2 separate regions of the Homo sapiens genome follow, and region 2 is linked to region 1. A link is a contact called in ENCODE Hi-C or POLR2A ChIA-PET data. All regions are on one chromosome and are shown on one strand. Each heading gives the region's core, a stretch centred on a gene start or an enhancer-like site at or near the end of the contact. The rest is flanking DNA. Distances are from core to core; before and after follow the strand shown. Region 1 overlaps RNF144B (ring finger protein 144B). Region 2 overlaps E2F3 (E2F transcription factor 3).

The links. Hi-C counts contacts between places; a loop is a spot of excess contacts on that map. ChIA-PET counts read pairs that join two places held with the same protein, here RNA polymerase II (POLR2A).
Region 2: a map of posterior vena cava shows a loop between it and region 1 (10-fold over the local background). The contact joins two enhancer-like sites. A Hi-C loop is called at or near these places in 1 of 168 maps with a recorded cell type or tissue (posterior vena cava). POLR2A ChIA-PET finds 5 or more read pairs at or near these places in 1 of 52 experiments (Panc1).

Annotation. Positions count from the first base shown.
Region 1 is chr6:18,462,587-18,468,844 of GRCh38, forward strand. It overlaps RNF144B (ring finger protein 144B), which reads left to right. Exons shown (of 8, transcript NM_182757.4): 7 at 705-794; 8 at 2,341-6,258. The coding sequence ends at 2,481. Among named protein-coding and RNA genes, the nearest start is that of MIR548A1HG, 57 kb to the right of the region's middle. Within about 2 kb of position 3,050, at least 3 of the 41 ENCODE cell types and tissues checked have a DNase peak (open chromatin) inside an H3K27ac peak, as active enhancers do.
Region 2 is chr6:20,426,385-20,433,154 of GRCh38, forward strand. The region is part of intron 1 of E2F3 (E2F transcription factor 3); the gene reads left to right. Among named protein-coding and RNA genes, the nearest start is that of E2F3-IT1, 8.1 kb to the right of the region's middle. RefSeq lists an enhancer at 1,425-1,494. Within about 2 kb of position 1,592, at least 4 of the 41 ENCODE cell types and tissues checked have a DNase peak (open chromatin) inside an H3K27ac peak, as active enhancers do.

The DNA of each region.
Region 1 (6,258 bases), core at 1,800-4,299:
TCTAATGAACAGACCATTAGATAGATTATCTACACTTAATTTGGACCCTGAGCTAGTTTCTCTGCTGAGGTCCAAGTTTTTTTTTTTTTCAGTGTAGATCTTTGTGATGAACTGCCTTTTGAACAGCCCTGCTTGGATGTCTCAACCATCTCTCAAGTTCAACGTGTCCAAACTTATCTTCCCAACAAACTCCATCTCTATGTTGTCACTTCTCTCAATAAAGCGACTGCCTTCTTTTAACCCAATCACTTTCCCTTCTCTGTGATTGCTTCTCCTTGTTTCTCTCCAGTTACTTTCTTAATATCTGAGGACTGTAACTTCCTCTTCTCCATCCATCCTCAGTCACTGGCATTTTCTCTCTCCTGGTTTGCCACACCAGCCTTTCAGCTGCCTTGCTCCTGGTCTTCCCATTCCATTGTACCTCCGCCAGAGCTACCTTGCTAAGATAAGTAGTCAGGTCATTACTACTCTTTTTTTTTCTTTTTAAAAATAATTAATTGAGATTCGTATTGATTATGATCTGCTTTCACTTTGGTGATTTACAAAACTACCAAGATAAAGATTACAGGCTTGGAATTCCTAGAGGGGGTCACTGATATCACCAGAGAAAAACTTTGCCTTCCATTTGGTGATCTGATGTGGTCTGTATTCATTTCTCAATTTAAAACTGCATATTTACTGAAATCAATCTTTTTATTTTTCAGAATGACATTTTCCTCAGACATTATGACAAAGGGCCATGCAGGAATAAACTTGGCCACTCAAGAGCATCAGTGATGTGGAACCGAACACAGGTACCCTGACCTTATAGGGAGCGTGACATAAACCAAAATCGTGATGGCTTAAAGAGCCCACCTCTTCGCCTTTCCTCATTATTCCCTCCTGGGAGGTACCATCCCAGCCTGGGAGCTTCTGGGGAGTGTTAGGGCAGGGCTAGGGAAAAGTAATGGGGTAAATACCTAAAGTTAATTCATGAGCACAGTCTCCTTAAGGACAAGCGGAGAAACAGGGGCACCAGAGCTGCCAGGCAGTCAACAGTGACGTGCAGAATGCAGGCAGATGTTCTTTCCTCTTGAGAAACAGTGGAATGACTTTCCTAAAGCCCTTTAAGGCATATTACCTATCAAAGGCAGTGTATTAGTCTGTTCTCACACTGCTAATGAAGACATACCTGAGACTAGGTTAGTTATTAAGGAAAGGGGTTTAATGGACTGACAATTCCACATGGCTGGGGAGGCCTCACAATCATGGCAGAAGGCAAAGGAGGAGCAAAGTCATGTCTTAAATGGTGGCAGGCAAGAGAGCTTGTGCAGGGGAACTCCCATTTATAAAACCATCAGATCTCATGAAACTTATTTACTACCACAAGAACGGTATGGGGGAAACCACCCCCATGATTCAATTATCTCCACCTGGCCCTGTCCTTGACACGTGGGGATTATTACAATTCAAGATGAGATTTGGGTGGGGACACAGCCAAACCATATCAGGCAGTGCTCTAAAACCCTGTGAGCCCCTTCTAGGGCTTAGATCCCTGTGTACATGCCATTGTGTGTTTATGTGGCAGGTTCAAAAGGAGTCATGGTTTATTTTTAATTTTTAATAGTGTTTTATATTTATTAAAGGCGGTATTCCTTTGGAGGGAGTCAGTGCTAATATCCTAGTAATCATTAACATCCCTTTGAGCTAGTTGAGGAAATTCAAGTAGAGAGAGAGCACCAATACCAATAATTCATGACTATACTGAGCTTGCGACAGCTTGAGTTAGCATTTGGATGGTTTCCATCCTTGATTTGGTCCTTTGTATCTCTCTGGCTTCTCTCCAATTCAGATCATTGCTGGGCACTAGCTGAAAGGTCCCAGAAATGTAACTGTTCTGTGTGCCTGAGATGATGTCTTGTTCAGGCTGCTATAACAAATGACCATAGACTGGGAGGCTTAAAGAACAGAAATTTACTTCTCATAGTTCTGGAGGCTGAGAAGTCTGAGGTTCAGGTGACAGCATGGTCATATCTTAGCAAGGGCTCTCTTCCTGGTTTGAAGATGGCCATTTTTTTGCTGTGTCTTCACATGGCATAGAGCCTAGAGAAAGAAAGCAAGCTCTCTGGCATCTGTTCTTGTAAGAGCACCAATCCCATCATGAGGGCCCTGCCCTCATAAACCAACTAACTTCTAAAGGCCTCGTCTCCAAATACCGTCACATCGGGGATTTAGGGTTTCAACATATGAGCTTCAGGGGGACACAAACATTTGGCCCACAGCAGATAACAGTATAGTTGGAATAAGTATACATATTGAAAGACTTAATTGCTGAAATATGCTTTTCTTTGAAATTTCCAGGTGGTGGGGATTCTCGTAGGCTTGGGCATCATTGCCTTGGTTACTTCACCCTTGTTACTCCTGGCCTCCCCATGTATAATCTGTTGTGTCTGCAAGTCCTGTCGGGGCAAGAAGAAAAAGCACGACCCATCCACAACCTAAAGATCTCTGTGTTCATACGCCCCAGATATGTGAGTTACATGAGATGGCACAGTGATAAAGCCCCATTTAGTGACCTTGCCTCCTTCTCCTTGCCAACTTTGAAAGTGCCTCCGTGTCCAGACTTTGAACTTGCCTGCCAGCCTTCAGCATCAGGAAAGGCCAAGTCCTGGGTGTGAGTGTTCCTGTGTAACAAGAACTGGGCTCAACGGTCCAGCTGTTTCTATGGAGCTTTGGGGTTCCTTGAGATGAATGAACATATCATTTTATCATCCAAAGGATCTCACTGGACTGTTCAACTTCCAGCCAAATTCAAGGAGCTTGCGGGAACATTTGATATAACAAATGTGTTGTCATTGTTGGCAACATACAAGATAACCAAGAAGCTGGAGTCTGTTCTGTGTTGATTTGACTGCCATGAGAAACACAGGGGAAACCTGATGAGGAGAAGGATAAGACTGCGTAAGGAGAAATCCTCATAGGAGCTATAAAGCAGGCTGCTGATCTCAGCAGTTGATATGGTGGTTGTGCCTCTGCTGGCTACTGGGTGTGCTGTCCCCATGTTCCCGCTGTGATTTGGCAGAAACACAATAGGCTTCTCCTTGTGTGATCTCAGCTTCAAGCAGGTGAAACTGCTGTGCAGAGGGAGTTGCCCCTTCCCAGTAAAAGAGTTGCAGCCTGTTAAACAATGTGGTCTAATTTAGTGTCTCTCCCTTGGCAAATGTAAGTTTTCTAAGTTGGCCAACTTGTCTCTTACAGCCAGTGGCTGTGGTCTACAGAATTGTTTCATATAAAATACGGGTAGAGTGGTAGAGTTTCAAAACTTTCGTCATAGATATCTGGGACCTTTCTCAGGATCTGTGTTCACACAGCCAATAGATTTGGAATCAGGCCTAAGAGTACACATGGAGGGTAAATATTAAAGTGCGTATTATGTACATCTAGAATCCATGTGACTTGCAGCCTACCTGTAATTTCTATCCATTGAGCATGCATGGATATACCCAATAGTACACACAAAATAAATGTTTACTTAAGAGCCATTCTATCCTTTTGTGACTGAAATGGTTTATTGTAAATCTGCCTAAAGATTTTTTGCATATTATATATGTGAATTTTGGTTGTAAGTTCATAACTTACCCAAGGGTATAGACTCATAACTCTTTTAAAACAGTGCTTAGTACAATATCCTGCCATCTCTGTAAAAACGCTAATTGATAACCGAGTCATTTACATGTTTTCGAACACAGAATAGCTCTTTTCTCAGCATCATTATTGCTCTTTCAGCATCTGTTAGGACAGTCTGAATACTTTCTGTTTCAAGGCACTGATAAAACCGCAACAAAAACATGTAAGAAATAAAATAGAAATGCTTTATATAATTTAGTTTAAATTTATGTATCACCTCATTGTGACTTATTTTTTCCATTATACCATTAGTCAGATTTGAATAACGAGGTTTTGAAAGGATAAAACCTTTTCTCCAATGACAGGATTATATAATTGCTATTGGCAATGTAGCCTGGTGCTTCATGAGACCTATGCTAAATGTTACTGGAGAGTTCTTGAAGCCAGGGATACCATATCAGGAACTATTCAGGATCTATGATATTTTCTGAGGTAACTGGGTAATAGAATATCAAATTGCTGCTATCTCGGACCTATTGTTAAAGGATGATGCTTTGCCTATGTAATAGGATATATCCTAAGTGGGGATGTGTATATTTCAGGAACTTTAATTCACAAGTATATATTGATATCTGATGTGTGTATAGTACATCTGTTGGTTATGTACATTTTAATTTACATGTTGTGTAGAACATAGATGAGAACTCTGGGAAAACTTGGGAATGGCAACCAACCAAAATCATTTTTAATCATTTATTAGAAATTTCTCAATATTGTGTCTTTTTCTTTTGAAACTCTAAACACTTCAGAAAAAAACACTATCAGTGTAGTTCATGTTAGTATAATTATAGATTTACATATATTTGAATAGTTAATTTGCTTTGTTTTACACGTAGCCCACTGCCTCATTATAGGTAAAAGGCATTTATAACTGCTCAGGGGATTACGAGAACTCAACTGAAACTGAATTTTTGTAACAAGAATGTTAATAGTGGCAAAGTCCTCTGTCAGTAAACTCTTTAAGCTTGGTGCTGCAAAGAGTCTTTAAATGGGGGCTGATTTCAAGTAACCTAAAAGACTGTGTTATCAGAGGAAGAGGTCCCAAATTTGGAGTAAAGATGGGAGAAAATAAATATGTGCTATTTCCTTGGCGAGTTGAGGGAATTTGCCACCTTACAGAGTTTGTATCACTGAATTAGCTGCTTTTGTTTTTTTTTTTTTTTTTTTGCCAGGGCTATGGAGTGGGGGTTGTTTGTCAAACTGATTTTCAATAATTGGATTTAATTTTTTTTAACATTGAAAAGTGCCTGAAAAATGGTAAATTCTTAAATGTGTGTGAGATTGTCAGAATCAACAAAACTAGGTTGGTTAAACATATCTCTGGTACATCAAGGGGCATGATACAAACCAGTCTAAAGACTGTTTATAAAGGAGAGAGCTGGCGACTTATTTTTATTTTTATTTTTTGGACAGAGTCTCCCTTTGTCACCCAGGCCGGAGTGCAGTGGCATGATCATGGTTCACTTCAACCCCTACCTCCTGGGCTCAAGTGTTCCTCTCACCTTATCCTCCTGAGCAGCTGGGACTACAGGCACACACCACCACACCTGGCTAAGTTTTGTATTTTTTGTAGAGATGGGGTTTCTCTGTGTTGCCCAGTCTTGTCTCAAACTCCTGGGCTCAAGCGATCCACCCACCTTGGGCTCCCAAAGTGTTGGGATTACAGGTGTGTGTCACTGTGCCTGACAGCTGACAGTTTTAACTGACAACTTTGATAACAGAGGCTGCTATTTTTGTTTTAGATAATTGGCCAGTGACAGAGTTTACCCTTGCCTCCTTTCTTGGTCTGCCAGCTTTGTCCTTTCTGAGTGATTCTCTTTCTGTATTGAGAGGAAGTGTGGGTCTACATAGGGATGTTTGGATGCTATGGCAAGAATCTTTTTGTGTTTGGAGTGTAGTCCATTTGCAATAGAAATAAAAAAATCCGTCACCAAATTGTAACCTGGATGTTATAGCCCAGCATCTAGAAATCCTATGAAACGTATTAGCACAATATCTTGCCATTGTCCCATCTAGGAAATTTTTTCTTGTTGTGAGGTAGGGAAGTGAGGAGGAAAGCCATGCCGAAGCAAATGTTAGAATCTTAGGCATCCTATTTGTTCATGCCATGGGTATTTGCTTTGGACTTGGAGTCTGTACTTTGAAAGAGGCCTTTGAAAAACAAATAATTCTGTGTGAATTTTCTTGTAGCGTGCTTCATGAAAATATCTACTTATCCAGGTTTGCAAATGTACATGTTCATTTGAATGTAAATCACCATTTCTTGGAACCCCACGTTTTTTCTTAAAAATTATTCTGAATTAAATGTATATTTCTTTAGCCTTCCCTACACAGTACTAATAAAAGACTTTTCTTTCTGTTCATGAATGGATGCCTTTATGTGATATAGAGTCATGTGTGTATGTGTAGCTTTAAGGGCAATTTCAGAAATGCATTAGATGAATGACATTTTATAAAGCGATCACAATTGATATCTACAGGCTATTATGTCTCATGTTGATTCATGATCCAGGAAGTTTTATGTATTTAAAAAATTGCTATCGTGTTATATTTTTCCAATTTTTGGAGAAGAAAATAGCTGTTTAGGCTCTC
Region 2 (6,770 bases), core at 342-2,841, 2.0 Mb after region 1:
TAATCAAAGATTTCTTGTTTTTACTGCATGATTGCACTCTTAATTTTGTGAAAGCATAGGTTTACTTCCAGACTGAGAGGTAAATGAATAATTATTTTGTGATTTATTTAGCACTTGCCGCCCCAATCTTGTTTTTCACGTCTGCAGTTATGGCTGAAATATCTTATTCCATTCCCAGCCTCTCTGTTGGTGGTATCTGCCTGATCTCCACCTAGTGTCATTGTGGGATCGTGGCCACACATGGGCCTTCCAGGGCTGTGCTGTTGGTGACCAGTGGTGCTTGTAACCCTGAAGTGTTGGCATGGCCTCAGCTGACTGGGCTTTCCCTCATGCCCAGGGCTTAAACTTGAACTCTGCCTGCTCTGTTAGCAGTTTTTCTCTACATTTCTTTTAAAATAGACTTTCACTTCTTCCTTCCCATCCCCCCCAATACAACTGCCCTGGCATCCTGGCTTTTTCCATTCTTGACAAATGATCTGTCCACTGTAACTGTAGCTCCACTGTGCTGATATCTGTTGAAATTAGACCTAGAATCTAAATGTGGCTCCATGAAACTATGGGTGAGACATTTTTTTTCTTCAAATAGTCTATGGTTTATTGGCACCCCAAACCACCTATCCATACCTTCTCCACTGTGATGCTGGGGGAAGAAAATGGGGTAATATATGTGTAAAAGTGACTGAGAATGAAAAGTTCTGCATAAGGTACAATGTTAGCTGGGGTTTTTGCATATATAATAAGAAGACAAATGTTCACTACCACTCCTGCCTGCCTTCCCTGGGCATATCGAACTGATTCCAGCCTAATAGCATTTCTTATCATATAATGGGAATCACAAACCCTCCCTATGTCCACTCCTACAGCGCCTTCTTACCCTAATGAGGCTTTGTAACTCAAAGATTTAAACATCTCATTTATGCTCCATTGACTGAGTTAACCAAACACTTTGTATTTGGCCCTTTCCTCTTAGAAGTTCAGAACAATAATATGGTCCTGAAACTACTCCTGCAAAATCTGCTTAGGGAAGAAGGGTCGGCCAGGGCAGGGGTTACATTGGGGTTTGCAGTGTAGTCAGGCACCAGGGACCTGGCAGGTTGGGTGGGATCAATTCTTTTCACCTCAGGGCTCCAGTTTCTCATTTGTCAAATAAAAGTGATTTCTAAGGCCCCCTTCTGCTCAGACCTTCTGTGACTGTCCACTAAGCCACAGAGACTCACTGTGGCCATTGAATTCTTGGGGACCTCAGGGAGGTTTTGCTGCCGAAGTGACTGCCCATTCTGCCGGCATACATTTGGACTACCATTTGAGGTGACTTGGAGAGAATGTCACTGTGGAAGTTGGCCTTCCTGACACCTGCCACACACCTTCCATGCCATGCATCTCCTCTTTTCGAAGTCCTAGGAGCTCCTTGATGATATTTACTATTTACATTTGCATCTCTGATAGTGCTCTTTCCAAGTGAGTTGGCAGCAGTTCATTTAAATTCTGAAGCAGATCTCTGAGTTAGGGTTTGGTTCTTCTGGCCTTTGAGATGGGTGCTGCCCAGCACAGCAGGCCTCGGTGAACACCGCTGTTCACCAAGGGACTTTGGTCCCTCTCCTGCAACGATTCAGTGAACTGCCTTGAAGCTCTCGCAGGGACTCTGAAGTACTGAAATGTTTATTTCTAAGTTAGAGGCGAGGAAATGAAACTAAGGTCACAGACATTTAGTGATTTTCTTTTCTCCCAAGGTGAGGGAGGTGGTTAAGGGCTTGGACTTTGGAGTTTAAAATCTCACCAGCTGCGGGAACTCAGGCAGTCATTTCTCTTTTCTAGACCCAAACTTCCTCTTTTATTTTTTATTTTTTTTTATTTTTTGAGATGGATTCTTGCTGTGACACCTAGGCTGGAGTGCAATGGTGCGATCTTGGCTCACTGCAACCTCTGCTTCCCGGATTCAAGCGATTTTCCTGCCTCAGCCTCCCAAGTAGTGGGATTATAGGCATATGCCACCATGCCTGGCTAATTTTTGTATTTTTAGTAGAGACGGGATTTCACCATACTGGCCAGGCTGGTCTCGAACTCTTGACCTCAAGTGATCCACCTGCCTCGGCCTCCCAAAGTGCTGGGATTACAGACGTGAGCCACCACGCCCAGCCCCCAAGCTTCCTCATCTAACATGGGACGGTTAATGACTTACCTCTCAGGGTTGACTGGGAAGGGAGCGGCTGAATGAGAACCAATGTTGGGAATGTAGACAGGGTCAGAAAGGTTAGCCCTCTGATACGTGCTAAGCAAAGATTAGAGTTGGTGCTGAAAACAGGTCTCTTGCCTAAATCTTGGATTAGTACACAACTTCCACATATAAAGAGTTAGGGGCATCTTTAGGTAGATAAATCTATTTTAATTGTTCCGTAAATATATTTAGAAGAATTTTGGTCAACATGGATTTGGTGCAAATTTCGTTGCAGCTTTTTTTCCCCCTTTTGTTATTCTAAGCTGCCCTACAATGATATTTTTAGAAATTTCTGGGAACTCAAGACTGTCATTGCCAGGGCAGAGCCAAAACACCAGAGGTTCTCGTAGACCAGTGGTTCTCAACTGGGGAATGTTCTGCCCCTCATGTGACCTTTGGCAATGTCTGGAGACATTTTTGATTTTCGTAACTGGGAGTGGGAGATGCTATTGGCATCTAGTGCGTAGAGGCCAGGGATACTGTTAAACATACTATAACATATGTGACAGCCTCCCCACAACAAAGAATTATCCAGCCCAAAATGTCACTAGTGCCAAGGTTAACAAGTCTTGCTCTCAGATAATTCTTTGCCTATCACAGGCATTCTTTGTCCCCAGCTACAGTGTCATATAAGCCATCTCAAACAAGGGTATATTCGTTGTCCCCCTTATCCACGGTGTTGCTTTTCGTGCTTTCAGTTACCTAAGGTCCAAAAATATTACATGAAAAATTCCAGAAATAAACAATTCATAAGTTTTAAATTGCACTCGGTTCTGAGTAGCATCATTAAATACCACCTGGGACTTGAGTCATCCCCTTTGTCCGGTGTATTCGCACTATGTTACACTATTCCCCAACCCTCATTCCTTACTGTATAGGAAAAAACAGTATGTATAGGGTTTGGTACTATCTGAGGTTTCAGGCCTGCAGTAGGGGTCTTGGAATGTATCCTCGGAGGATGAGGAGAGACTACCGTATTTTTTCCGGAAAGTCTAGGACCATTTCTCAAACTAAGAGAAGGACAAAGTTGGAGAGGAAACTGTTTCTGTTCTGCATAGTTTGAGATATGTACAATTTTGAGACCCAATCCAATTTTTTTCCAACCACTTTCTTGTGTGTTTTTTTTTTCAGTATCTTAACCCACATTGATGTTTTATCTTCTGTAAGCACTAAACAGTGGCAAGTTACACAAATAAAATGTGTGCTTACTACATTTTAATTGCTCTTTTTTATGCAAATAATAATAGATGGTTTTTTTGTTCTTACACATTGATTCCTGGGGGAATTTTAATATTTTATTAAATATTAAATAAAATGCCCTATTTTTTTCCTTTCAAATTGAACCACCCTAGTTATAATGAGCCATCAGTTCTAAAATGAATCCTCTCTGTTAAAATGGCAGCTTGTTCTAACTAATCATGCTTTGAGTATTCTGCTGTAGTTAATCAAAGTTAAAATAGGAGGTTATATTTTAAATATAAATTCTACTTTTAAATTCTAAATTTGCTATTTTTCCATTCTGGAATATTATGATAGGGTTACCAGATAAAATACACGATGCCAAGTTCAATTTGAATTTCAGATAAACAACAAATAACTTTTTTAGTATAAGTAGGTCCCATGCAATATTGGGGATATAGATATTTTTTAAATTTGTTGTTTGTTTGAAATTCTAATTTAACTTACTTAATGCTCTGTATTTTTATTTGCTAAATCTGATAACTCTAAAGATAGGACTCAGGATAATTGGAAAATACCAGGAAATACCACTCACGTCTGACATCTCCCTGCATAACTTTATCTTGGATGTTTTACTTTACAAAGTATTAAGTAATAAATCTCGTATAGTTATTTGCCAAAGAGAAGGAAATAAATTTCTGAAGGGAATTTAGAAAATTTGTCCCATAAGCACATTTATTGGTCTTAAAGGGTAGCTTGAATAAACTGGAGTTAGTTGTTCACGTGACATTCAGAAGTACCATATTTGACATAACACCTCAATTCCAGAGGGGAAACTTGGATGGGAGAGAAAAATCCTTTTTATGGGTTGGCTTCTAGAGATTACCTAGAACTTAAGTGAGGTGATTTTACTCTTTCTTCTTTTCATAAGCAGTAGGATTCACTTCAGAGTTGAGGGCCTGTTGCAATAGAGGGACATGTTGATTATAAAAGAATTGGGTTATTTTTGGCTAAAGCAGGCAGATCACCTGAGGTCAGGAGTTTGAGACCAGCCTGGTCAACATGGCAAAACCCCATCTGTAATAAAAATACAAAAATTAGTTGGGCATGGTGGCGCACACCTGTCATCCCAGCTACTTGGGAGGCTGAGGCAGGAGAATCACTTGAACCCAGGAGATGGAGGTTGCAGTGGGCCAAGATGGCGCCACTGCAGTCCACCCTGGGCAACCAAGAGAGACTCTGTCTCAAGAAAAAGAAAAAAAAGAATTAGATTATCTTTGGAAAATAGCAAAAAGGCCCAACCAAAATTCTCACTTAAAACACAGAATTCACAAGAGTGTGCTGAAAATGAGCATGCCGGAGACACGGTATTCCTCAACACTTCTCGTCATCAGCTGACACCTGAATCTACCCGGTGGGAGGAATGCAACTGTCTCTGGATGCCACTATCATTACATCTCTGTGGCCTCAAATGGGTCCATTGCAGAATCTTGCTATCTTCAGTGACCTTAAAGATGTTTTTGCTTCTGGAGAAGGAACCAGCTGCATCAACGGTGATCTGCTGACTTCATACAGTACTCCGTCTGCTCCCACCTCGCATCCCATGGCCCAGTGTCCCGTGAGCTGAGATTTGCCTTCTGCTGACGGTGTCCTGCCTCAGGTGCCAGGAGCACTGCTTTTTGCTTTTTTGTCTCTCTAGGAGCAGACTGAACATATTGCAACCTGTGAGTCGGAGGGGGGTCAACACCCCAGGGCCACCCTCTACCAGTGGGAATGGAAGCCAGTGGATAAATGGCCCTACTTCCTAGAAAAGTTCCAGGGGGCATTCTGGATGCTTCTTGGGAGGCCTCAGCAGAATGAAGCCCCTGTTACCTGTAGCCATGACCTTCTACACACACTCTTCAATAATACACCCACCTCACTCTCCCTCCTCCTAGGATCACTTCCCAATAAACTACCTGCACACAACTCCTTGTCTCAGCCTCTGTTTTTGGAAATATCTAAATTTAGACACCTATTACATTAGTCTGGTAGGGCTGCCATAAGAAAGTACCACAGACTGGGTGGCTTCAACAGCAGAAATCTATTCTCTCCCTGATCTGGAGACTGGAAGTCCAAGATGTTGTCAGGGAGGTTTCCTCTGAGGCCGCTCTCGGCTCCAAGATGGCTGCCTCTTCACCTGGTCGTCCCTCTGTCATAAGCTCACCGGGTGTCTTTTCCTTCAGATTGGATTTGGGCTTACCCCAATGGCCTCTTTCAACTTAATCACCTCTTTAAAGGTTCATTCTCCAAATACAGCCACATTCTGAGGCACTGGGGGTTATGACTTCAACATAGGAATTTAACGGGGACGTGGGGGTGGGCGTTTAGCCCAAGGCACCTGTGAAGGAGAAAAATCTGATTTAGAATACAAGCTACCCCAACATAATTGGCCTCAAGATTGTGGCTGTTTTCAAAAAACTCTTCCATCTTGTATAGAACTCACCTACTCTGGGGCCTTGGGGAGGGGGGTCTGTGAACATGGAGGCCATGGTGTTCGTTGGCCACCTCCTTTTAGATTAACTGCGCAGCCTGTGTCTTCACTTCTGCTCTGTACATGGAGAAGACAGGGAAGGCAAGGCTGCTGCTTACCTGAAGGAGTTCAAAGTGTAAATAAGACAAGCCCATTAGATCTATCAGGGGAAAGCCGTTTAGGTTTGTTTGAGACAAGATATATGGTGTAGACCACAGACCTTACGTTTAGGGAAAGCGTACTTCTTCAGTGGGCTGAGTTTCTTGTAACAGAAGGTGTGGTCGGATGATTACAGCTGGGGTTGAATTAGATGATTTATGGAACAGCTTCTGCCCTGAAATTTTCTGATTGAGAGATGGATGTGGTCTGGAGTATGTGAAAATGGGATAGATGGAGGGAAGGTTAGGGGAGAGGTGAACAGGGCCTCTTCCAGGGTCTTGTGGAAGACCCTGTTCGACGTTTCCTCACGTAGACTGTCTGATGAGGCTCTTCCAGGGTGTGGTATGGCCAGGGTGTGTTAAATGTAGGGAGCACAAGGCAAGAAAGGGCTGCACCAAGCTGCTTCCTGCCTCAGGGCCTTTGCACTTGCTGTCCCATCTGCCTGGAATGGCCTTGCCTCACATCTTCATATGACCTTGGCTCCTTGTCATCTATTGACTCACCTGTCACTTCAGAAAAGCCCTTGCTACCATCTGGTCTGCCAGTCACTCTTTATCCTATTTTCATGTTTTATTAACATTCATCACCATCTGCAGTTAGACTCTTTTGTTTGCCTAGTGCCCACAATGTTGCCCGACGCTCACTAGGTGCTCTGTGAATATTTGCTAAATGAATGAAGAACTTGAAGGAAGCTGGCAGTGGGTG